Regions from separate parts of the Homo sapiens genome. Here regions 1 and 3 are each linked to region 2. Evidence: chromatin loops called from intact Hi-C (ENCODE). Cell type or tissue: OCI-LY7. All regions are shown on one strand. Region 1 has its middle 32 kb from the start of LITAF. Region 2 overlaps SNN (stannin). Region 3 has its middle 38 kb from the start of SNN.

The links. A loop is a pair of places that touch in the nucleus more often than their neighbours do. Peaks named below come from ENCODE experiments on the same cell type or tissue, not always from the same donor. Only the 100,000 strongest peaks of a DNase experiment are listed, where the experiment ranks them.
Region 1: a loop joins it to region 2, with 4 times the contacts of the local background. A loop is called at or near these places in 2 of 110 quality-filtered maps.
Region 3: a loop joins it to region 2, with 2.7 times the contacts of the local background. A loop is called at or near these places in 2 of 110 quality-filtered maps.

Annotation. Positions count from the first base shown.
Region 1 is chr16:11,615,021-11,623,020 of GRCh38, reverse strand. It overlaps a transcript of LITAF not described here. Among named protein-coding and RNA genes, the nearest start is that of LITAF, 32 kb to the right of the region's middle. RefSeq lists enhancers at 516-805, 254-1,022, 7,475-8,000 and a silencer at 7,838-8,000. In OCI-LY7, no CTCF peak of the experiment used is centred here; DNase peaks (open chromatin) are centred at 420, 860, 3,330, 3,610 and 2 weaker places; H3K4me3 peaks cover 2,966 bases; H3K27ac peaks cover 4,969 bases.
Region 2 is chr16:11,678,393-11,686,392 of GRCh38, reverse strand. It overlaps SNN (stannin), which reads right to left. Exons shown (of 2, transcript NM_003498.6): 2 at 7,241-8,000. TXNDC11 (thioredoxin domain containing 11) reads left to right here. Exons shown (of 12, transcript NM_015914.7): 11 at 2,148-2,228; 12 at 6,556-7,310. The coding sequence ends at 7,198. Among named protein-coding and RNA genes, the nearest start is that of SNN, 14 kb to the right of the region's middle. RefSeq lists an enhancer at 4,818-5,174. In OCI-LY7, a CTCF peak has its summit at 5,649; DNase peaks (open chromatin) are centred at 3,112, 3,882, 4,232, 4,632 and 2 weaker places; H3K4me3 peaks cover 7,368 bases; H3K27ac peaks cover 8,000 bases.
Region 3 is chr16:11,626,164-11,634,163 of GRCh38, reverse strand. It overlaps a transcript of LITAF not described here. Among named protein-coding and RNA genes, the nearest start is that of SNN, 38 kb to the left of the region's middle. RefSeq lists an enhancer at 6,546-7,080. In OCI-LY7, no CTCF peak of the experiment used is centred here; DNase peaks (open chromatin) are centred at 4,513 and 6,142; H3K27ac peaks cover 3,601 bases.

The DNA of each region.
Region 1 (8,000 bases), 63 kb after region 2:
CTGCACCAGCCTGGGCGACAGAGCGAGACTCTGTTTCAAAAAAAAAATTATATATATATATATATATATATATTCATTATATGAAACTATACAACTAATTGGGTCATGATGACGATTAAATGAACTAATGATATACGAAATACCTGTTTCACAGAGGCCCATGAAAGGTCTGTTCTCAGAAATTTCTTTCCCTTCAGTGAATGTAGCTCCAACTTAACATCCACTAAGCATATTCCACAGTTTAGAGCAGGCATGGGTGGGTTTAGGTGGTTCAGAACAATAAACACACAGAACTGAAATTTCACATCACCACCTACCCCTCCAGTATCCTTCACGACACCTTGTATTCTTAATTTACATTCTGAAAAGACAGCAGAAAAGCAATGGCTTTAAATAACCCTGTTAAACGGTGCAAAAGCAATCTCGAGAGACACCGTTTTTGTTTTCTCTGCAAGAGGAAAGAAGGGGGTTGTGTAGGGAGGTGGAAATCTGCACAGACAGCCTCCTCCATCTGCACAGAATTAAAATGAAGTTCACAAGTGTGCGGTCTGCAAGTGGCTCTCCCGTGATTGCTGCCTCTTCCCGGGGGCTCTCCAGCCATCCGGGGTTTGTTTTTCCTGGGCCTGAGCTCAGATGTCAGGCAGGCAGAGGGGTCTTGGGATATCTCCCCACCCAGGGAGCAGGGGGAGGCCGCAGGCGGCTTGGGGTCTGTGTGTTTGGGAAAGCGTTCAGGCTGTTTACTCTGGGTCTCTTGACAGCCCGAGGGTGGCCGTGCCAGGCGGTCCAGATGCTTCCAGCTGGGGTCTCATGAGCAAGCCATGCCGCCTGGCTTATGGTGGCACCTCCTCTGAGCTGTCCCCACCAGGCTGCCAGGGCGGGTCCCCCAAACACACTCTCTAACCACATCCCCACTGCCTCCACCCTCATCAGCCACCGACAGCTCTGAACTGGGAAGGCCAAGGGCTGGAGCGGGCCTGCAGACGTGTTTTGTTTCATTTTGTTTTGCATTGTTTAATTTGAGCTGGCAATGAACCCTCAGAAGGTTTCACGAGAAACTTTGGATCTTGGTTTCTTTTGAAAAAAATGGGAAGGTCTTGCCTTCCCACCCAGAAGAAATGGGCTGCAGCAACGTAGGAGCTGGTTTCTTATCTTAGTTTGCATTGCCCCGGAGCTCTGAGAGCAGGATCTTAGGATCTGGGTGCCAGTGGTTTACTAGGGAGGGGATCTCAGGAAGCACAAGCAGTTGGGAAGAGAGTCGGGGCAGGGAAAGAATCAACACACACTACAAGGTGTCAGGGAGCCGGCCACTCTTGTGGGCACCTGGGGCTGCATCCTGCCGGGGAATTCAGGGGAGCTGTGTAGAACGTGGGTTGTGCTTCCTGAGGGGCAAGGGGGCTGGGATGTTCCCTTCTGACTCCTGTCTATCCTTGATGGAGGCCTGCTTCTGAGGGGGGTTAATACCAGTCTGTTCTGCACATAGGCCAAGAAGAAAACTTCAAGTAGAAAGTCATGGGTGGGCCAGGAGCGGTGGCTCATGCCTGTAATCCCAGCACTTTGGGAGGCTGAGGCAGAAGGATGGCTAGAACCCAGGAGTTAAAGACCAGCCTGGGCTACATAGCAAGACCCCATCTCTGCAAAACATATAAAAATTGGCTGGGGCTGGGTGCAGTGGCTCATGCCTATAATCCCAGCACTTTGGGAGGCCGAGGTGGGCAGATCACCTGAGGTCGGGAGTTCGAGACCAGCCTGACCAACATGGAGAAATCCTGTCCCTACTAAAAATACAAAATTAGTTGGGCGTGGTGGCACATGCCTATAATCCCAGCTACTCTGGAGGCTAAGGCAGGAGAATCACTTGAACCTGGGAGGCGGAGGTTGCGGTGAGCCGAGATCGCGCACTGCCATTGCACTCCAGGCTGGGCAACAAGAGCGAAACTCCATCTCAAAAAAAAAAAAAATTAACTGGGTGTGGTGGAGTGCGCCTGTAGTCCCAGCTACTCAGGAGACTGAGGTGGCAGGATCACCTGAGCCCAGAAAGTTGAGGCTGCAGTAAGCCATGATGGCACCACTGCACTCCAGCCTGGGCAACAGAGCGAGACCATCTCAAAATAGAAAGTCACAAATGGCGAGCCCAGTGTGCAGTGTTGACATGTCCTGGAGCAGCAGCTGCTGAGGGAGATGTGGGCAGGGCCATGACAGTGCCCGCTGCACCTGTTACATGGGGCCTTGCCCTTCAGTTTGTCACAGTCCCCACCACTCCCTATTGTCTGTCTCCCTGACCACAGGCTGAGAATAAGTTCCTAATATCATCATACTTGTGCTGCTGATTCTTTCACAGAATAGAAATGACCTATTTTTTCCATATCACCTTCAATAGTGGGAAAGTGGGCTGGCCACAGTGGCTCACGTCTGTAATCCCAGTGCTTTGGGAGGCTGTTTTAGGCATTCTTGCATTGCTGTAAAAACATACCTGTGACTGGGTAATTTATAAAGAAATGAGGTTTACTGGGCTCATGGTTCTGCAGGCTGTACAGGAAGTATGGTGCTGGCATCTGTTCAGCTTCTGGGGAGGCCTCAGGAAGCTTATAGTCATGGTGGAAGGCGAAGGGGGAACAGGCATGTCCCACGGCGAAAACAGGAGCAAGAGATAGTGTTGGGAGGAGGGCCACAGTCTTTTAAACAATCAGATCTCCCATGAACTCAGAGTGAGAGCTCACTCATCAGCAAGGGGATGGCCCAAGCCAATCATGGGGGATCCGCTTCCATGATCCAAACACCTCCCACCAGGCCCCACCTCCAACATTGTGGAGGATTACTTTTCTTTTTCTTTTCTTTTCTTTTTTTTTTTTTTTTGAGACGGACTCTCACTCTGTCCTCTAGGCTGGAGTGCAGTGGTGCCATCTCGGCTCTCTGCAGCCTCTGCCTCCCAGGTTCCAGCAATCTCCCTGCCTCAGCCTCCCAAGTAGCTGGGATTACAGGCACCCGCCACCACACCTGGCTAATTTTTGTATTTTTAGTAGAGATAGGGTTTCACCATATTGGCCAGGCTGGTCTCCAACTCCTGACCTCAGGTGATCCACTGCTCTCGGCCTCCCAAAGTGCTGGGATTACAGGCATGAGCCACTGCACCCGTCCGCAGATTACATTTCAACGTGAGATGTGGTCTGGGACAAATATTCAAACTATATCAGAGGCCAAGGTGGGAGGATCGCTTGAGGCCAGGAGTTGAAGACCAGCCTGGGCAACATAGCAGGATGACGCCTCTACAAAAGAAAAATTTTAAAAAATTAACCAGATGTGGTGGCATGCACCTGTGGTTCCAGCTGCTCAGGAAGCTGAGGCAGGATGGTGGTTTGAGCCCAGGAAGTCAACACTGCAGTGAGCTATGATCATACCACTGCACTCCAGCCTGGTCAATAGACTGAGACTGTCTCCAAAAAAAAAAACAAAAACAAAGTGGGAAAGTAGAATATAAGCCAAGAATGCCCTGTGGCTGTAATAATTATACTCAGCTTGCTTCTCCTGTTTCTGTCTCTTGCATGACCCCTGAAGAGGGCTGAGTTGGCAGCTTCTTGCCACAGGGTGAAGTGCACATGGGTCACATGACATTTGGGGCCTTTGGGGCACTGGTCTTTGCCTCATCATGCCATGTGGAGATGTGTCCTCTGAGCCCAGCAGTGCTGGGGTTTTTTTTTTTGTTTTTTGTTTTTGAGACGAAGTCTTGCTTTGTCACCCAGTCTGGAGTACAGTGATGTGATCTCGGCTCACTGCAACCTCTTCCTCCCAGGTTCAAACGACTCTCCTCCCTCAGCATCCCAAGTAGCTGGGATTACAGGCAAGCGCCACCACACCAAGCTAAATTTTGTATTTTTAGTAGAGAAGGGGTTTTGCCATGTTGGCCAGGCTGGTCTCGAACTCCTGACCTCAAGTGACCTGCCTGCCTTGGCCTCCCAAAGTGCTGGGATTACAGGCGTAAGCCACCGTGCCCGGGCAGTGCTGGGGTTTTTTTTGTTTGTTTGTTTGTTTTGTTTTTTTTTTAAGACCGAGTCTAGCTCTGTTGCCCAGGCTGGAGTGCAGTGGCGTAATCTCGGCTCACTGCAACCTCCACCTCCCAGGTTCACGCGATTCTCCTGCCTCAGCCTCCTGAGTAGCTGGGATTACAGGCACCCACCACCACGCCCGGCTAACTTTCGTATTTTTAGTAGAGACAGGGTTTCACCATGTTAGCCAGGCTGAACTCGAACTCCTGACCTCGTGATCCGCCCGCCTCGGTCTCCTAAAGTGCTGGGATTACAGGTGTGAGCCCCCGCGGCCGGCCAGTGCGGGGGTTTTTAATTTGCAGCTCTATGAAGCGCCCCCTCCCCACCCCCAGAAATGCTCCACCCACTGGGAGGCGGGGACAATGGCCAGTGGCTCCATGGCCAGAGAGAAACTATCTTGCTATTAGCCCATCGCACACAGCGAAAGCCCGGGGAGCCCATCAAGCACGCTCTCCAGATTCTCTGACACCAGCTGCATGGCCAGCAATTCAATTCAGTTCCGACAGAAGCTGCCCACAGTTAGTGCAGACTGCACGGTCAAAGGACTCAGTCCCACAGGACTGCTCCCACTTCAGACACCAGTGCAAATGGCGTCCCCAGGCTACCCCTACTTCTGCCTGGCTGATTACAAATTCAGGGCTCTCCTCCCGCCTTGCCAGGGGAGGCACCTGCTAGACTAGTATTTCTGCCTGCAATCTAGACCAGCACAGTGGCAGAACGGAATGTCTCTTCCAAGGGGGAAAAGTTTGGGCATAAATGGAGAGAAGAAACAAAAATAGCTGGAGGTAAAAGACAGAATAAATAAATGGGTTATGGCCAGGTGCAGTGGCTCACGCCTGTAATCCCAGTAGCTGACTGGGGAGGATCACTTGAGCCCAGGAGTTTGAGACCAGCTTGGGCAACATAGTGAGACCCCATCTCTTCGAACAAAAAAATTTTTTTGGAAGCTGGTTGTGGTGGCATGCACCTGTAGTCCCAGCTGCTTGGGAGGCTGAGGTGGGAGGATCGTTTGATCTCAGGGGGTTGAGGCTGCAGTGAGCTATGTTCGAGCTGCTACATTCCAGCCTGTGTGACAGAGTGAGACCCTGTCTCAAATACATAAAATGAATAAATGAATGAATGAATAAATAAATAAATAGGTTACGGAGGGAAGGAAATTTAATATTACATTAACACCTTCAAAGAGGCTTAGATCAAGAGATGGCGTTGTCCCTTGGCTCAGTTATACCAGATGCCTGAAAGATTGAAACCATATAGGCCAGGCACGGTGACTCACCCCTGTAATCCCAGCATTTTGGGAGGCCGAGGCGGGCGGATGACAAGGTCAGGAGTTCGAGACCAGTCTGGCCAATATGGTGAAACCCCGTCTCTACTAAAAATACAAAAATTAGCTGGGCGTGGTGGTGTGAGCCTGTAGTCCCAGCTACTTGGGAGGCTGAGGCAAGAGAATCCCTTGAACCCGGGAGGCAGAAGTTGCAGTGAGTTGTGCCACTCCACTCCAGCCTGGGCAACAGAGCAAGGCTCCGACTCAAAAAAAAAAAAAAAAAAAAAAAAGAGTGAAGCCATATATTGATATATTGCTGGGACTGCCCCTGCTTTCAGAACTTGATAAGACAGAATGGAAGCCTGCAAGCCTGGGCAGCCTTACCCTGGGGGACATTTTCATACATTTCATGGGATGGCGGACTGTATCGTTATTAAGGACTGATGGATTTTAGCAATGTGCTGGCATCTTTTTTATTTCTATTTATTTATTTTTTTGAGTTGGAGTCTCGCTCTGTCACCCAGGTTGAAGTGTATTCGTGTGAGCTCGGCTCACTGCAACTACTGCCTCCCGGGTTCAAGCGATCCTCCTGCCTCAGCCTCTCAAGTAGCTGGGACCACAGGCTTGCACCACCACGCCTGGCAAATTTTTGTATTTTTAGTAGAGATGGGGTTTCACCATGTTGACCAGGCTGGTCTCGAACTCCTGACCTCAGGTGATCTGCCTGCCTCGGCCTCCCAAAGTGTTGGGATTACAGATGTGAGCCACTGCGCCCTGCTGGCATCTTTTTTTTTTTTTTTTTTTTGAGATAGAGTCTTGCTCTCTTTCCCAGGTTGGAGTTAAGTAGCTCAGTCACAGCTCACTGCAGCCTCAACCTCTTGGGCTCAGGTGATCCTCCTGCCTCAGCCTCCTGAGTAGTTGGGACCACACGTGTGCACCACTATGCCCGGTAAATTTTTAAGAATTTTTGTAGAGATGGGGTCTTCCTATGTTGCCCACTCCGGGCATCTTTTGATGTTTATGATCATCTGACTGTAAGGGATTTGTGTTCAAAGGCCAGAGGGTAGCCTGTGATATTGTGATACAATAGGAAATATGTATTTGGTCTTTGCCTCACGTACCTGACAGAGCTTCTAAGGTCCTCGTAATTTCCTGAGTGGCAAAGATGAGAGGTACATCTTTTGTTATTCATCATAAGCCCCTTTCTTTTTCTTTTTTTTTTTCTTGTTTTGTTTTGTTGAGACAGGGTCTCACCCTGTCACCCATGGCTGGAGTGCAGTGGCACAATCGTAGCTCACTGCAGCCTCAACCTCCTAGCCTCAAGCAATCCTCCCACCTCAGCCTTCTGAGTAGCTGGGAACACAGTCACGTGCTACCATGCCTGGCTAATTTAATAAAAAATTTTTTTAGAGATGGGGTCTTGCCATGTTGCCCAGGCTGGTCTCAAATCCCTGGCTTCAAGGGATCTGCCTGCTTCAGCCTCCCAAAACATTGGGATTCCAGGTGGGAGCCACGGTGTCCAGCACTATTCCAGTTTATTATAAAAGATACAAACAGCCAGATGCACAGGAGCATAGGGTGGGGTCTGGAAGGGCCCTGAATGTAGGGCCACTGTCCCCGTGGAGTTGGGGTGCCCCACCTCCCAGGTAGTGGATGTATTTGGCAACCTGAACGCTCCCAGAAACCTATCTAGTGGTTCTTATCAAGGTTTCGTGACGTAGGCATAATTGATTAAATCATGGCCATTGGTGATTGGACCCAACTCCTAGTCCCTCTCCCCTCCCCAGAGGTGAGGAGTGGGTGAACTGAACCTTCTAACCCTCTAAGCATTCCAAAGCTATCTAGGTACCCCCACACTGAGTCATCTTGAGTCATCCCATTAGCATACGAAAGATACTCTAATCACTGAGGAGGGTCCAAGGGCTTTGGCAGCTCTGTGCCAGGAACCAGTGACAGGGAACAAAGACCAAGCAGATACTTTTTATTATACCACATAGGTCTTCACTTTTCTTTTTTTATTATTTTATTTTAGTTATTTATTTATTTTTAAAGACATAGTCTCACTCTGTCTCCCAGGCTGGAGTGCAGTGGTGCAATCTCGGTTCACTGCAACCTCCACCTCCTGAGTAGCTGGGATTACAGGCATGCACCACCACACCTGGCTATTTATTTATTTATTGAGACGGAGTTTCACTCTTTTTGCCCCGGCTGCAGTGCAATGGTGTGATCTCGGCTCACCGCAACCTCCACCTCCCAGGTTCAAGCGATTCTCCTGCCTCAGCCTCCTGAGTAGGTGGGATTACAGGCATGCACCACCATGCCAGGCTAATTTTTGTATTTTTAGTAGAGACGGGGTTTCGCCATGTTGACCAGGCTGGTCTTGAACTCCTGACCTCAGGTGATCCACCTGCCTCAGCCTCCCAAGGTGCTGGGATTACAGGCGTGAGCCACCGCACCCAAGGTCTTTACTTTTCCTCTGAGTTGTTGCCCATGCCATTTACACCCCAGGGTAGATGGGGCTCTGGGTGTCGCTTTTCTTCCTGGGATCTCTGTTCTTTCCTCAGCCACTGTCCCCTGGGACTTTCCTGCCTCGTTTTCTCCTAGAGCCCCAGCTTGGTCTCTCCTTCCTTCCTTTGTTCATTCATTCATTCTCCCAGTGTGTACCGACTGGTCATCCACCCCGTGCCAGCTGCTGG
Region 2 (8,000 bases):
GATGAATGTTTAAGTAAATTATGGCTGGGCATTTAATGGAATTTTTATCCTTCAACAGTGCTTTTCATACAGTTAATGGAAAAGAACAGAGTATGAAATATATGACAACTCTTCTTAAAAATATGTAAGGATATAGGCGAGGTGCAGTGGCTCATGCCTGTAATCCCAGCATGTTGGGAGGCCGAGGTGGGCGGATCACCTGAGGCCAGGAGTTCGAGACCAGCCTGGCCAACATAGTGAAAACCTGTCTCTACTAAAAATAAAAAATTAGCCAAGTGTGGCGGCACGTGCCTGTAGTCCCAACTACTCAGGAGGCTGAGGCAGGAGAATCACTTGAATCCAGCAGCCGGAGGTTACAGGGAGCTGAGATTGCACCACTGCATTCCAGCCTGGGCGACAGAGCAAGACTGTGTCTCAGAAAAAAAAAAGTAAGCATATAGACCAAGCCTGCAGCCTGCATAAGAAAGGGGGGCCTTATTTAGCCCAATGGAATTCTGAGTGGATTTTTACAATGTTTTAATTTTATAGTTTGCTTTCTTTGAAGTAAGAATCAAGTGAGAAAAAGCATTTAATTATGGAATATAGTGTTCACTCCCACTTGTTTAGAAAGGAACACTAATGTTTTAGGTAGGCTGGCACAGGTGAGGCAGGAGTGCTGTTTTGTTAGTAAACTTTTGGTAAATGGTTTTCATTTGGTTATGCCTTTTGTTGCTGTTGTTGTTTTTTGTTTTTGTTTTTTTTTTTGAGATGGAGTCTTGCTCTGTTGCCCAGGCTGGAGTGCAGAGGTGCAATCTCAGCTCACTATAAGCTCCGCCTCCCGGGTTCACGCCATTCTCCTGCCTCAGCCTCCCGAGTAGCTGGGACTACAGGCGCCCGCCATTATGCCCAGCTAATTTTTTGTATTTTTAGTAGAGACGGGTGGCGTTTCACCGCGTTAGCCAGGATGGTCTCGATCACCTGACCTCGTGATCTGCCTGCCTCGGCCTCCTAAAGTGCTGGGATTACAGACGTGAGCCACCACGCCCGGCGTTGTTGTTTTTTTGAGACAGGGTCTCACTCTGTTGCCCAGGCTGGAATGCAGTGGTGCAATCACAGCTCACTGCAGCCCCAACCTCCCAGGTTCAGGTGATTCTCCCACCTTCCCAAGTAGCTGGGACTACAGGCATGTGCCAGAATACCCGGCCAATTTTTTGTAGAGACAGGGTTTCCCCATGTTGCCCAGGCTAGTCTCGAACTCCTGGGCTCAAACAGTCCACCCACCTCGGCCTCCCAAAGTGTTGGATTTACAGGCGTGAGCCCCTGTGCTCAGCCTGGTTGTGCCATTTTTTGAAAAGCAAATTTCATCCTTTTGGACACATACATGACACTTACCGCACCCTCACTCCCCCCAGTTATGCTTTCTAAAAACTTCTGTCAAGGTAAAGATTGAAAACATGTTCATCTTTTGTGTGCACTGTTTATGAATAGTAGCTGAATAGCCCCTCCGCAAGGAGGATGCAGCCCCTTCCATAAAGGATGCTGTTGTGGCTCCATGTCTGCTTAGCCCGAGTGTGGGCGCCCAGCTGTGTGCCCAGCTCTGTGCCAGCTGCCCGGGGCAGGCCTCTAGAGCAGTTGCGGTTAGCTCCCACAGTGATTGAGCACAGGCTGGGTGAGTTAGTACAGATGTCATTTTCTGTATTAGAAAATTAATGTCAAATCTGCTAAGAAAATAGGCTGTTTTTGGTCTCTATCCAGATTTACAACATAAAGAGGGTATAATTTTCCATCTTCAGAGGGGCTTGATGTATTTTGCTCAATGATTTCCTTTCTTTTCCCAGAGCTATTCAGGGATTAAAATACTTGGCTAGATCCTGTCAGGTGAGGAGTGAATGACTCCTCAGGTGTCAGTGCGGCATTTTCTGCAAGTTCATTTTTACTTTCAGGACATCACATTGCCACTCAGTGGAAAGCGTCCACGTAGTAGAATGTTGTATGTCTTGGAAGTATCAGCGCCCAGCTCACACCTGGTAGTACATTCATCGAGAAGGGACTAGCCCAATGTGGGGTGTAAAAAATGCACCAGGTTCTTGAAGTTATCTGAGAAGGTTCTTTCAAGTTGGTGTTTCTTGGGCTGATCATCTGCCATTTCTGTTCTTTCCCTTTACCAGGATTGACGTGTCTCAGAATGACCTTCCTTGGGAATTTATGGTCGATCGTCTTCCTACTGTCTTGTTTTTTCCCTGCAACAGGTAATGCCAAATTTTTGTCACTGGTGGGCAGTTGGGATTCTTTTGTGGAGGTCTGAAAATGAAATGGGTTTAAGATGTAAATCATTCATTATGTTCAAAAAATGTTCCCTTAGGAACCAGGCGTGGTGGCTCATGCCTGTAATCCCAGCACTTTGGGAGGCTGAGGCAGGCAGATTGCTTGAGCTCAAGAGGTTGAGACCAGCCTGGCCGACATGGTGAAACCCCATCAGTACAAAAAATACAAAAATTAGCCAGGCATGGTGACATATGCTTGTAATCCCAGCTACTCTGAGGCTGAGGCACGAGAATCTCTTGAACCTGGGATGCGGAGGTTGCAGTGAGCCAAGATCACACCACTGCACTCCAACCTGGGTGACAGAGCGAGGCTCTGCCTCAAAAAAAAAAAAAAAAAAAAAGTGTCCTTAGGGACATAAAAGGGTTGTAGTGTCAGGATGTTATGTGTGGTATGGATCTTTTAAAGGTTGTTTTTCCCAGTCTATCTCTTACCCGAGCTTGAATGTGGCCGTGAGAATTCTTAGCTTTCATGGCCTGTATGAACATATGGAGGACGCAGAGACTGACAGGATTCTTCTGTTGCCCTGGCTGGAGTGCAGTGGTGCAATGTTTGTGTGGGGCAAAACAGCAGAGAATCTGTGGAGCCCTGCCTGCCCCAAGCCTTCCACTTGCTTGTCTCTCAGTTGGCCTCCCAGCAGCTCCTCATCCCTCTCGTACAGAGGACAGGGTGGCTTTCTTACCCATGGCACGTCCTTTTCTCGGATTCCAGGAGGCCTACAAAGGGGTTTTCTCCCATGCGTGCAGACTGCTGTGAACGTCCGCCATGGGATGGTCGCTTGATTTTTTCACACTTGCCTAATCAGTATTCCAGGTGCAGTTCTTAACGGCAACTACCCCGGAAGCCCCTGCAAGCAGGACATTAACAAGGGGGAGCGGACTTCCAGTTAGTAAACGTAGATGCAGATGTTTTAGTGGAAAAAGAAATTAACTCTTGGTCCTTTAGAGCCTAATACACTGGATGTTTGCTCCCTTTTTATAGATTCCCTTTGGTTTTTAGAAAGTTGAGTCCTTTTGGGGACCCACTCACATGACTTTGACAGTATCTTCTCTCCAGGGGAAAGTGTCTGCAGCATCATTTAGGGAGTTCCCTGGCTCGCATGTATGACGTTTGCTGTTTTAATTTCCTGCCTCCCTTTTGCGATTCAGCTTGTCATGTTTCTCTAGGAGAGTGTTTCCTTCATATCTATTGAATCATTCCCTTGGTTTTTGCTTTGTATCTCAAAGAATTTTTGCGGGAGTACTTCTGTGGTAGTAGGGTCTTGTCACATCATGCACTAAAAACAGAATGTGACTCACCCTTTTCTACTGCTGACTGAGTTGTGATGAGGCTTTTTCTTTCTAAGAAGTGTTTAAATTACCACATAGTCCAGGAATCACGGACAGTAACACTAACACTTTCATCTGTGTGGGCCAGGAGTTGGGCATGTAGTTTAATGACGTATAATTTTTGAATTCCAAGCATAGTTTGAAAAAATATGAAAATCTTAGCACCCAGCACATGCCTTTTAATGAAGAAGTTCTCAGCAGCTGGCAGAAATGCATCTGTGTAGAGAGACACAGGCGGAACAGGTGGCAGGGTGGGGCGTCATCTGGAGGCCTGCGTCTGGGCTGAGTGACCTTCGTTCTTAGGCTGCCTGGTGTGGGAAACGTGAAGATGTGCGCATTTCTCCGGCCCCATGCTGGGCACTTGCTGCAGGCCCTTACCCTTGTCGTTTCTAAATATCGAACATAAGAAGACTGTCCACTTCTCTTTTAATGTAAGGATGTTGGTAAACCAAAGCTTTATGGCTTTGGAATGGAATTTTTCTCATTTCCTAAAAATAAATGGTAGAAGTAAAGTATGCTCATCATGAGCTGGTCCCAAGCGAGTGTTTGGTTTAGCCAGAAGGTAAATGGGCAAGCAGCGTGAGCTGACAGCTTGCAAAAGAGGAAATGAAAAAGGCTGTTGGATAACATGTAGTAAGACCTTTTTCATTGTCCACCTGCTTATGCTATTTTTAGTGAAAAGAATATGAAATTGTATATTTACTGTGATAAAATATAAACTTGTGCATGTGCTAGGTGGAGATGTTCACAGAGGGGAAAATGTTGAGGTGTTAACATTGATGACTTCAGAGGAGTGAGATTGCAAGTGATTTGAAGGTGCTGCTTGTATGTTTTTACATCCCTTGCAAATTGTCTACAAAGAGCATGTCTTGATTTATAAAAATCATGAAGGAAAAAAATGCAAGAGCCTGTCCTTGGGAGGAAGAGGAAGGGGTGGGGCCTTGAGGGAGACATAGCCTTCCTGTGCAGAGGCATCTTGGAGCCACTTGCTCCACCGAGCAGGTGCTCCTCCAGCCAGCACTTGCGTCAGACTCTGTGTGACATTGCAAAATATAGGTGCTCTGGCCTGGCCCTGGGCCAGGGTGATGAGGGGGAGATGGGTGCTCCTGTCCACCAAGAGACTCTGATGTGTCCCAGGGGAAGAATCACAGTTTTTTAGAGGTGTGCCCTGCCACTCCCTCAGGGTTAGAGGAGAGTTGCATAGACATGGGGACCTCTTCCCACCATAGTTTCACATGACTGCTTTCCTGGAAGTAGACTGTTGACATTCTCTGTCCCTGCTACTTTCACAAAGTGTGGCAGTATTTTAGTGTGCCCATTAGGGACATTGATGGAGAGTGCACCAAGACCTCTTAGTTAGCAGATAGCATGCTCACGGATGTCACTGTCCTGTAAATGTCTGGAGGTAGACATCCTGAGGGATCTTGGCAGCTTTTTCTGGGAAGTAATTCACGTTTACTCTGCCTTACAAGACCAGGCTTGTGCCGCAGAACGTGGGGGCAGGTCCAGCGTCTGGTATTCTTCCATGGGCCCACTTGACAGGGCCACGATGTGTTTTCAGTTGTTGTGGGGTTTTTTGGTTTTCTGTTTTTGAGACAAGGTCTGACTCTGTTGCCCAGGCTGGAGTGCAGTGGTGCAATTACGGCTCACTGCAGTCTTGAACTCCTGGACTCAAGTGATCCTCCCACCTCAGGCTCCTAAGTAGCTGGATCTACAGGTGTGTGCCACCTTGCCTGGCTAATTTTTTTATCTTACTTTTTATACAGATGAGGCCTTACTATATTGTCCAGGCTGGTCTCAAACTCCTGGCCTCAAGCGATCCTCCCACCTCAGCCTCCCAAAGCACTGGGATTACAGGCACACAGCACCACACCCAGCTTTGTCATTTGAATGGCTGGGCCCCACTTGAAGAAAGCTTATATGTTAAGAAAACTAAGCTTTAAAGGAGGGGATGGTTGAATGTTTACCCCAAAATTATAAAACAATTTACGGCCGGGTCCAGTGGCCCTGGGCAGCCAGGCTCTGGAGTCCCTGCTGTTGACTTCCATTCTGTTAACACCTGAGGGAGACAAACTCGGCTGCCGGCCCACCTCATACCTAAGTGCATAAAGCTGGTAGTTTTGATCAATTGCAGCCAGGCTGTACAGGCACAGGTAAATAGATATGTGAGAGAAACATCATCAGACGATTAAATGACAAGTTCTGAAGAGGAATTTTCTAGATCTCTAGATCAGGACCTGGAACAAAGCTGTAGGGAAAACCCCTTTCTATGTCACCTTCCTTCCTTATTCTGTGCTCTCAGGGCTGGGCAGCCTGAATTCATAGTCCTTTGGTTGGGCTGTTTGCCAGTTATCAGGTTGCCAGGTGTGAGCCAGATGTACCTGGGGAATGGGGGTACAGTCACCCCCAGTTGAGAACCCCTGCCTTAGAGAATGTGTAATAAATGCTTGCTGAAGAAACAGACTGGGTATCTTTCAAGTTCTTCCTTTTTCTCCGGGCACTGTCAGTGGGCACAAGAGGGACATAGGTGGGACACTCCTGCCTCCCCTGGACGCTCTTCCTGACACAGCCGCTGGGCATCTCCGAGCACACAGAGGCCCCATGCCTACACACTCCTGGGGCCCTGCATCACTGGCTTTAGGCCTGGGCCTAGGAGCTCTTGTCTTTCTTGGAGGGTGTGGGTGAAGCTGAGCTCTGGCTTCAGGAACAGATAAGCCATCTTAATTACAGAACGAGCATATGGGACAGCCTCAGCTTTGTAGAGAATTTCTTGCCCAGGCAACATTTTCCTTACTTTCAGTAAGTAAAATCCACGGAACGTCTTTTCTTGGTGAGAAGTAGATGGCCTGGCCTCAGGTACAGCCTGCTTTTGGACTCATTGTGTTGGTGTGACTCCTGTCTTTGCTTCCTTTCCCTCTCTCTCCAGAAAGGACCTAAGTGTGAAATACCCCGAAGACGTCCCCATCACCCTTCCAAACCTGTTGAGGTTCATTTTGCATCACTCAGACCCTGCTTCCAGCCCCCAGAATGTGGCTAACTCTCCTACCAAGGAGTGTCTTCAGAGCGAGGCAGTCTTACAGCGGGGGCACATCTCCCACTTGGAGAGAGAGATCCAGAAACTGAGAGCAGAAATAAGCAGCCTCCAGCGAGCACAAGTGCAGGTGGAGTCCCAGCTCTCCAGTGCCCGCAGAGATGAGCACCGGCTGCGGCAGCAGCAGCGGGCCCTGGAAGAGCAGCACAGCCTGCTCCACGCACACAGTGAGCAGCTGCAGGCCCTCTATGAGCAGAAGACACGTGAGCTGCAGGAGCTGGCCCGCAAGCTGCAGGAGCTGGCCGATGCCTCAGAAAACCTCCTTACCGAGAACACGTGGCTCAAGATCCTGGTGGCGACCATGGAGAGGAAACTGGAGGGCAGGGATGGAGCTGAAAGCCTGGCGGCCCAGAGAGAGGTCCACCCCAAGCAGCCTGAGCCCTCAGCCACCCCCCAGCTCCCTGGCAGCTCCCCTCCACCTGCCAATGTCAGCGCCACACTGGTGTCTGAAAGGAATAAGGAGAACAGGACAGACTAACTTTTTAAATGATATGAAGAAATCAGAGGTGAAAATTGTACATTGGGAATATATTTATGCAAATTTTATTGAAATTTATTGTAAATAAAGATTTTCTCAGTGGTCTAGAAAATCAGCTTGAATGTCATTCAGCATTTATTGAAGAAGGATGACATCCCTTCCACTTATTGCACAAACTTGGTAGCTTTGAGACAAATACAGTAGCACAGTCCGTTTGAAGATTTGTCCAAAAAATTAGTCCATATTTTAGTGGCTCAGTGTCAAGAGTTCCCTCCCTGTGCCCCCACTGTTGCTTCTGCAGTGATACGAAGGATGAATGCTTAATTTCTTATTAGTCAGAAAACTTGAATGCAACAGTTGGGCATTCAAAAATAATCCAGAGAGGTCATAACCTACTTAGCCATTTGAGTGTGGCTCTGGTGTCTGCTAAAAAAAGTAGCTATTGAAAAAACAGTGAGAGCTATGATGTGGTTCACTCATTCTAGAAGCATTTTCATTTTCCTCCCGAAAACCCCCCCAGTGCCTCACCGAGCCCCGGACCTTCACCCAACACGGCTGCCACGCTCAAATGGGCCTGATTCAAACTCCCAGGTACGTCCCTGGCACCAGGGAGTAGGATAAGAAAACCTCCAGAAGTGAAACTGATGAGGAAGTGACATTTAATCACTTCAAAACCGAAACTTCACTGGCAAGGTCAAAACCCCAGGCCAAGGCTGACAATCGAGCGCTGGTCAGTTCCAGGGGTCAGGCTCGGAACCTGAAAATGCAGATCCTAGCTGTTGCTGCGTCCCTCAGGTGTGGA
Region 3 (8,000 bases), 52 kb after region 2:
ATGGTCTCACCTGTGTGCATGTGTGTATAAGTGCCCATATGAGTCTCTGCACATGTGTATTCATGTCTGTGTGTCCATTTGCATGTGAGTTGTTGAGGTTCTGTATGTCCCTCTGCATGTGTCTGTGTATTGCTAAGTGGCCTTACACATGTCTGCGTGTGTGATGCCACTAATCACAGCAAACATATATGTGGCACTTCCTATGTTCCAGGGTTTGGGTGCTATCCATGCATCAATTCAGTTAATCCTCACAGCAACCCTTTCAGGTGGGTACTACTGTTACCAGAAAGGGGTCCCGATCCAGACTCCAAGAGAGGGTTCTTGGGTCTCGTGCAAGAAAGAATTCAGGGCAAGTCCGTAAAGTGAAAGCAAGTTTATTAGGAAAGAAAAGGAATAAAGAATGGCCACTCCTTAGACAGAGCAGCCCCATGTGAGGACTGCTGGTCGCCCATTTTTAAGGTTATTTCTTGACTATATGCTGAATGAGGGGTGGATTATTCATGCCTCCCCTTTTTGGACCATCTAGGGTAACTTCCTGACGTTGCCATGACATTTGTAAACTGTCATGGTGCTGGTGGGAGTGTAGCAGTGAGGAAGACCAGAGTTCGCCCTCGTCGCCGTCTTGGTTTTGGTGAGTTTTGGCCGGCGTCTTTACTGCAACCTATTTTATCAGCAAAGTATTTAGATCTGTATCTTGTGTTGACCTTTTATCTCATCCCGTGACTTAGAATGCCTAACAGTCTGGAAATGCAGCCCAGTAGGTTTCAGCCTCATTTTACCCAGCCCCTATTCAAGATGGAGTTGCTCTGGTTCAAACCCCTCTGACACTACTATTTGCAAATGAGGTGAGGGAGGCACAGAGAGGTTGAGTAACTTGCCTGAGGTTGCAGAGCTGAGATTGGAGCCCTGGCTGGCTTGCTCCAAGGCAATACTCAGGCTGGGCCACTTCCCTGTTCAGGTGGCCCTGGGCTGCCCCAGGTCCGTGTGGATGGGTGCACCCCTGGGAATATGTCTACCCATCTTGCCTCCAGCGTGATGTGTCTGGTTCCTGTGTGCACGTGTGTTGGGGGATGCACTTATGTGTATGCAGGGGTGACGGGGCTAGAGAGACCTCCTTTCCCAGGCCCCAAAGTAGGGCCTCCAAGAGGGTATCATGGGTGCAGGATCCCAGGCCGTCCTTTCCTATCTAAGACAGCAAATCTCTGGAGTGGCTGCCAGCTCAGCCCTCCCAGCCCCGGGCCTCAGAGCTGGCCTTTGTTTCCTTCACTAGGAGGCTCAGAGTGGGGTGGGCCTCTGTGGAAATTCCTGTGGAATTCCAGGCATTCGGCAGAAGAAGAAGGACGAGGAGGCGGCACACGGAAAACTCTGACCCGTGCGGGGGCTGAGGGCACCACATAGTCATGTGCATGGGGGCTGGACTCTGCGCTCAGAGCCAGCAGAGCCAGTGGCATTTGCAGAACCGAAAGAAGGGCCTGGGTGGCATCTGCCTTGGGCCTGGGGTCCAGCCATCAGTTCTTCCCCTGGCTCTGGCTCGGTGGGGCTTCCTCCAGATGGGGCCAAGGGATCCCACGTGCCAGGGAGCGCAGGCCAAAGAGCCCACAGGGGCCGGCTGGCAGTGATCTGCTCTGGGCCCGCAGAGTCAGGGGTAGCTGTTAGTTCTGAGCTGGGACCTGCGGGAGCTTCCCTGGGTTGCTTCCTCCTTTGTCAACAGGGTTTCCAGCAGACAGTGGAGCATAGTAGCCCTCTCTGTCCCTCTCCCTGTCTCTGTCCCTCTCCCTGTCTCTGTCATCTCGGTGCCTCCTTCACCTTCTCTCCAGGGTTGAGCCAGTCGTCCTCACCTTTCTCAGTCCATGTGGGGAGGGGCCAGCGGATTGCCTAATCCTGTTCCCCACGGCAGCTGTAGTTACTTGATAATGACCCCTCCCCGAAAGACACGTCCACGACGTAACTCCCAGCACTTGTGAAGGTGACCTGATTTGAAAATAGGTTCTTTGCGAGGCCGGGCGCAGTGGCTCACGCCTGTAATCCCAGCACTTTGGGAGGCCGAGGCGGGTGGATCACGAGGTCAGGAGATCAAGACCATCCTGGTTAACACGGTGAAACCCCGTCTCTACTAAAAAGACAAAAAAATTAGCCGGGCGTGGTGGCGCACACCTGTAATCCCAGCTACTCAGGAGGCTGAGGCAGGAGAATAGCTTGAAGCAGGGAGGCAGAGATTGCAGGGAGGCAGAGATTGCAGTGAGCTGAGATTGTGCTGTTGCACTCCAGCCTGTAGACAGAGCAAGACTCCGTCTCAAAAAAAAAAAAAAAGAAAAGAAAAGAAAATAGGGTCTTTGCAGATGTCATCAAGTTAAGAATCTCGAGATGAGATCATCCTGGATTTAGGGTGGGTTCTAAACCCAATGACGGGTGTCTGTGTAAGCAAGACATGGAGCTTGAAGCCACAGACACCGGAGAGAAGGCGTCCGTGTGGTGACTGGGCACCATGGCTCACGCCTGTAATCCCAGCACTTTGGGAGGTTGAGGAGGGTGAATCCTTTGAGCCCAGGAATTCGCGACCAGACTGGGCAACGTAGTGAAACCCTGTCTCTACCAAAAATATGAAAAACTTAGCCAGCTGTGTGGCATGTGCCTGTAGTCCTGGCTACTTAGAAGGCTGAGGATCACCTAAGCTCGGGAGGTTGTGGCTGTAGTGAGCTATGTTCACGCCACTGCACTCCAGCCTGGGCAACAGAGTGAGACCCTGTCTCAACAACAACAACAAAAAGCCATGTGCAGAGTGTTGCAGCCCCCAGCCCCGGGATGCCTGGAGCCACCAGAAGCTGAAAGAAGCAAGAGAGGACCCTCCCTAGATCCTCCAGGGGGAGGTGGTCCTGATGACATTTTGATTTCAAGCTTTTAGACTCTAGAACAGAGAATACATTGCTGTTTTAAGCGCCTCAGTTTGTGGTGATGTGATAATTGCAGCCACAGGACACCGATAGCTCACTTGTAAGCAGCTTCTCCTGCAGTGCACTTACCCCATGGCGACCTGGTTATTTATTTTCTGCAGCCCTGAGTCCAAATCCCAAGTCCACCACACGCTATGGGCAGGTGACTTTAACCTTGTTAAGCCTCGGTTTCTGCAAATGTAAACAGGGAAAATAATATCAAAAATAAGCAGACAGTGCTTAGATGAGTTGGGTGCAAACAGAAATGACTGCTGTTATCGTGGCTACTGCTATGCATGGGAGGCTACCTCTTGTCCATGCATCAAAGGTAATGGCAGGCCGGGCACCGTGGCCCATGCCTGTGATCTTAGCACTTTGGGAGGCTGAGGCGGGAGGATCATTTTGAGGCCAGGAGTTCAAGACCAGCCTGGCCAACATAGTGAGACCACCCCGACCCCTGTCTCTAGAAAAAAAATAAAATAAAAACATTATCTGGACGTGGTGGTGGGTGCCTGTAGTCCCAGCTATCTAGGAAGCTGAGGTGGGAGGATTGTTTGAGCCCAGGAGTTTGAGGCTGCAGTGAGCTTTGATCTCACCACTGCACTCCAGCCTAGGTGACAGAATGAGACCCTGTCTCACCACCAAAAAAAAAAAAAAAAAAAAGTTGGCCAGGGGCAGGTAGGGGAAGGCACTGCCGCCAGAGAGACCTGAAGCTGTGGAGCAACAGGGACTCCTGTGTGCCTGGAGCAGGCGGGGCACAGGAGGAGGGTTGTGTGGTTTGCAATGAGGCCCAAGAGGTGTCCCCGCCAGAGCAGGGCCTGCGGGAGGCTGGGATTTGTCATCAGGGCTTTAGGACATCATTGGCGAGTTTAAAGCAGTTTCAAAGTAGCACTGTGGCCAAGGCCAGACTGCGGGCACCTCCTGCCAAGTTGCTCCTCAGAGAGGACCCAGCTTTGTGCCCCAAACCAATCGATCAGTCATGCCAGCTGGGGGTACTTTTCCATCCATAGGGGCTGAGGCTAGGAGGGGAAGTTGGGGAAGCCAGGACTCCCAAACACAGAGGTTTGGAGCCCCCCCAACGCCAGGGGTCTGGTTCCTATCTGGACTCCCATGACCTCCGTTCTTCCGGGGTCCTGTGTGCCCGCCTTGCACTTGATGAGAAGGAGCAAAACCTGACCCAGATAGAAGTGCGCTGAGCACCTGTGGGTGCTGGAATGAGTCCAGGAAGGCACCCGAACTCCTTCTCTTCCCTCCCCAACACCTGGCGACTGATGTTAAATCTCCCACCGTAGCAGCCAGGCCTGTGACACTTGGAGATGTTTGCAGAGCCATGATTTGTTGAGCACTTGCCATGCGCCAGGCTGTGGGGGGAAGAGCGCCTACCACATGGCCTTGTTAATCCGTACCGCACTCCATGAGCTGCGCGCCCCTGGAGCTCCACGCTGGAGACTTGAGTCAACCCAGAATCATGATTCGAAACTGGCTGCCTCTGCCTCCGAAGCCCTGGGCCCTCAAGCACTGAGCTCAGCAGTGTCTGTTTAATTCTTCCCACCCCAGCTGCAACCAGTCCATGAGCTCCTTCCCCAAAAGCAGGTGTGCAGCCAAGAAGAGGAAGGAAGGAGCCGGCTGCTTCGAGTGTGGCCGCTGACTGCTCACAGCTGTGTTTCCCACCCCTCACCCACCCTTCTTGGCAGCCCAGAGGGACCCCAGAAGGACCGACTGGCCGAGGACAGGTCCTCAGCAGGGCCCCCTTGCCTCCTGGTGGGACTGACTCAGAAAACTCTTACTTCAGGCCTGCCTTGGGATCAGGCCTCCAGCTGGGACCTGTCTGCTGTTCTTCCTCCTGCACCTTGTCTCCTTACTCCCCTCTTCTGAGAACCCTCACTTCTAGAAAACCACATGCACCCACATCTCCATCACAGGCTCTGCTTCTACGGAACCTCAACTAGGATGAGGTCATGTCTGACTTCCCGGCTGAGTGCCTTCCCCAAAGTCCTCGGTGTCCTGCGGACAGAGGCTCCTTCCCTGCGCTCAGCCTTCTGAGCCTTCCTCATCTGATGCCTGTTAGGCTCCCTTTGCTGCTGAGGTCCTGGGTGCCATCCCAGCACTTGGTAAGAGGGGGCAAGCCTGAGTGCCGTGGCTTATGCCTGTAATCCCAGCACTTCGGAAGGGCGAGGCGGGAGGATTACTTGAGGCCAGGAGTTCAAGGCCAGCCTGGGCAACATAGTGAGATGCCAGTCTCTAAAAAAACTAAAATAGGCTGGGAGCAATGGCTCACGCCTATAATCCCAGCACTTTGGGAGGCCAAGGCGGGCAGATCACTTGAGGTCAGGAGTTCGAGACCAGCCTGGCCAATATGGCGAAACTCCATCTCTACTAAAATACAAAAATTAGCTGGGCATGGTGGTGTGCGCCTGAAATCCCAGCTACTAGGAATGCTGAGGCAGGAGGATCACTGGAACCCGGGAGATGGAGGTTGCAGTGAGCTGAGAACACGCCACTGTACTCCAGCCTGGATGACAGAGCAAGACTCAGTTTCAAAAAAAAAAAGAAAAGAAAAAATATTAGCCAGCCGTGGTGGCACACACCTGTAATCCCAGCTACTTGGAGGCTAAGGCGGGAAGATCCCTTGACCCTAGGAGTTTGAGGCTGAAGTGAGCTATGATCGTGCCACTGCACTCCAGCCCGGGCAACAGAGCAAGATCTTGACTAAAAGAAACAAAAAAATAAAAAAATAGAAAGGGTCAAGACCAACTTTGTTTTTTCCCTTTCATTGGATACTTTCGGTAAAAGCAAGATCTCCGGATGTCTCCTTGTGCTCTGAGAGCATCTACTGGGTGTTGATCTGGGTTGGGCGTTCTGCAAAGCGTTTACTTGGAACTCTAGAAAGAGTTCCCAGGACTCTTAGCTGGAAGAGAAAGGAGAGGAGACACGCAAACATGGAAAATCTGGGGCGGCCCCAAGTTTAGCGAGTTATCTGGGGCCACACCAACCTCAGGGCTGGTTGGGGCTGGGATGAGTCATGGCTGTTGGGCAGGATTACCTGCTTGAGAAACGAACCAGGTCTTATTTGGGTATTGATTCATTACCACAGAATGGGAAATATTTTTCCCTTCCTGTGAATCTTTCAAGGAGCAAATGTGTCTTTGTGTTCTGCAGGACTGTGCTTGTCTTGGGCCAATGGAGAATTACAGGCCTTGTTTTTTTTTTTTTTTTTTTTTTTTGACAGAGTCTCACTCTGTCGCTCAGGCTGGAGTGCAGTGACGCAATCTCACTGCAACCTCCGCCTCCTGGGTTCAAATGATTTTCCTGCCTCGGCCTCCCGAGTAGCTGGGACTACAGATGTGTGGTACCACGCCCGGCTAATTTTTGTATTTTTATTTATTTTTTGATATTGAGTCTTGCTCTGTTACCCAGGCTGGAGCACAGTGGCACAATCTCGGCTCACTGCAACCTCTGCCTCCCGGATGCAAGCCATTCTCCTGCGTCAGCCTCCAGAGTAGCTGGGGCTACAGGCGTGCACCACCACACCTGGCTAATTTTTGTATTTTTAGTAGAGATGGGGTTTTGCCATGTCGGCCAGGCTGGTCTCGAACTGCTGACCTCAGGTGATCTGCCCACCTCGGCCTTCCAAAATGCTGGGATTACAGGCGTGAGCCGCCACTCCCAGGCCTTGTATTTTTTTAAGTCTAATACATTAGTCAGGATGAATAGCAGAATGCTGCAAAAACCAGAATCCCACTGGAACTGGTTTATGCCATTGCAGAATGTATTGTGTCACTGGGAAGTGGGGAGGGCAAGAGCTTCAGGCCTGGCTGGATCCAGAAGCTCAGACCATGCTGTCAGGGATCTGTCTCCAACTCCAAGCCTGGCTGTTCTCTGTGTTGGCTTCATTCTCCAGTGGGCTTGCTCTACCTGCTGGCAAAGATGGTGCTGGGCAGCTCCGGGTTTTCATCTCACCAGCCTTGTAAAGAATTCGTCTTATTCAAGGAGCTCCAGCAAGGGTCTTGGGGTTGATTGTCATTGGCTTGGCTTGGGTCACATGCCCATTACTGGAGCAATCACTGAGGCTCAGGAGATGCTGGGTAGCCACTGGCCAGGCTTGGTCATGTGCATGACACAGCCCCTGGGGCTAGGAAGGAGGGACGCGTCTGCAGCAAAGGTAAGAGAGGCCGTCCACACCCGGGTTCCTAGGGGGATGGGATCAGACTGGAAGAAGCTTGTTTAGCCAGGCATGGTGGTGCGTGCCTGTAGTCTCAGCCACTTGGGAGGCTGCGGTGGGAGGATCACCTGAGCCCGGGAGGTAGAGGCTGCAGTGAGCCAAGATCGTGCCACTGCACTCCATCCTGAGCGACAGAGACTCCATTTCAAAAAAAAACAAAAAAAAGAAGAAATAAATTTTCACCAGTAGCACATTAAATAAAAATATAGTGGACCTAGTAGAGCTTGAAATGTTTTAAAAGGCCGGGCAAGGTGGCTCACGCCTGTAATCCTAGCACTTTGGGAGGCCAAGGTGGGCGGATCACCTGAGGGTGGGAGTTCGAGACCAGCCTGGCCAACATGGTAAAACCCCGTCTCTACTAAAAAAAAATTACAGGCTGGGCGCGGTGGCTCACGCCTGTAATCCCAGCACTTTGGGAGGCCGAGGCCAGCAGATCATGAGGTCAGGAGTTGGAGACCAGCCTGGCCAATATGGTGAAATTGGTCTCTACAAATACAAAAATTAACCAGGCATGGTGATGCCTGCCTGTAGTCCCAGCTAGTCAGGAGGCTGAGGCAGAAGAATCCCTTGAACCCAGGAGGCAGAGGTTGCAGTGAGCTGAGATTGCACCACTGCACTCCAGCCTGGGCAACAGAGCAAGACTGTCTTAAAAAAAAATTACAAAAATTAGCAGAGCATGGTGGTATGAGCCTGTAGTCCCAGCTGCTTGGGAGGCTGAGGCAGGAGAATTGCCTGAACCTGGGAGGCAGAGGTTGCAGTGAGCTGAGATTGTACCACTGCACTCCAGCAAGACTCTGACTCACTGTATAAAAAGAAGTTTTTTTTTTTGTTCGTTTTGTTTTTTTAAA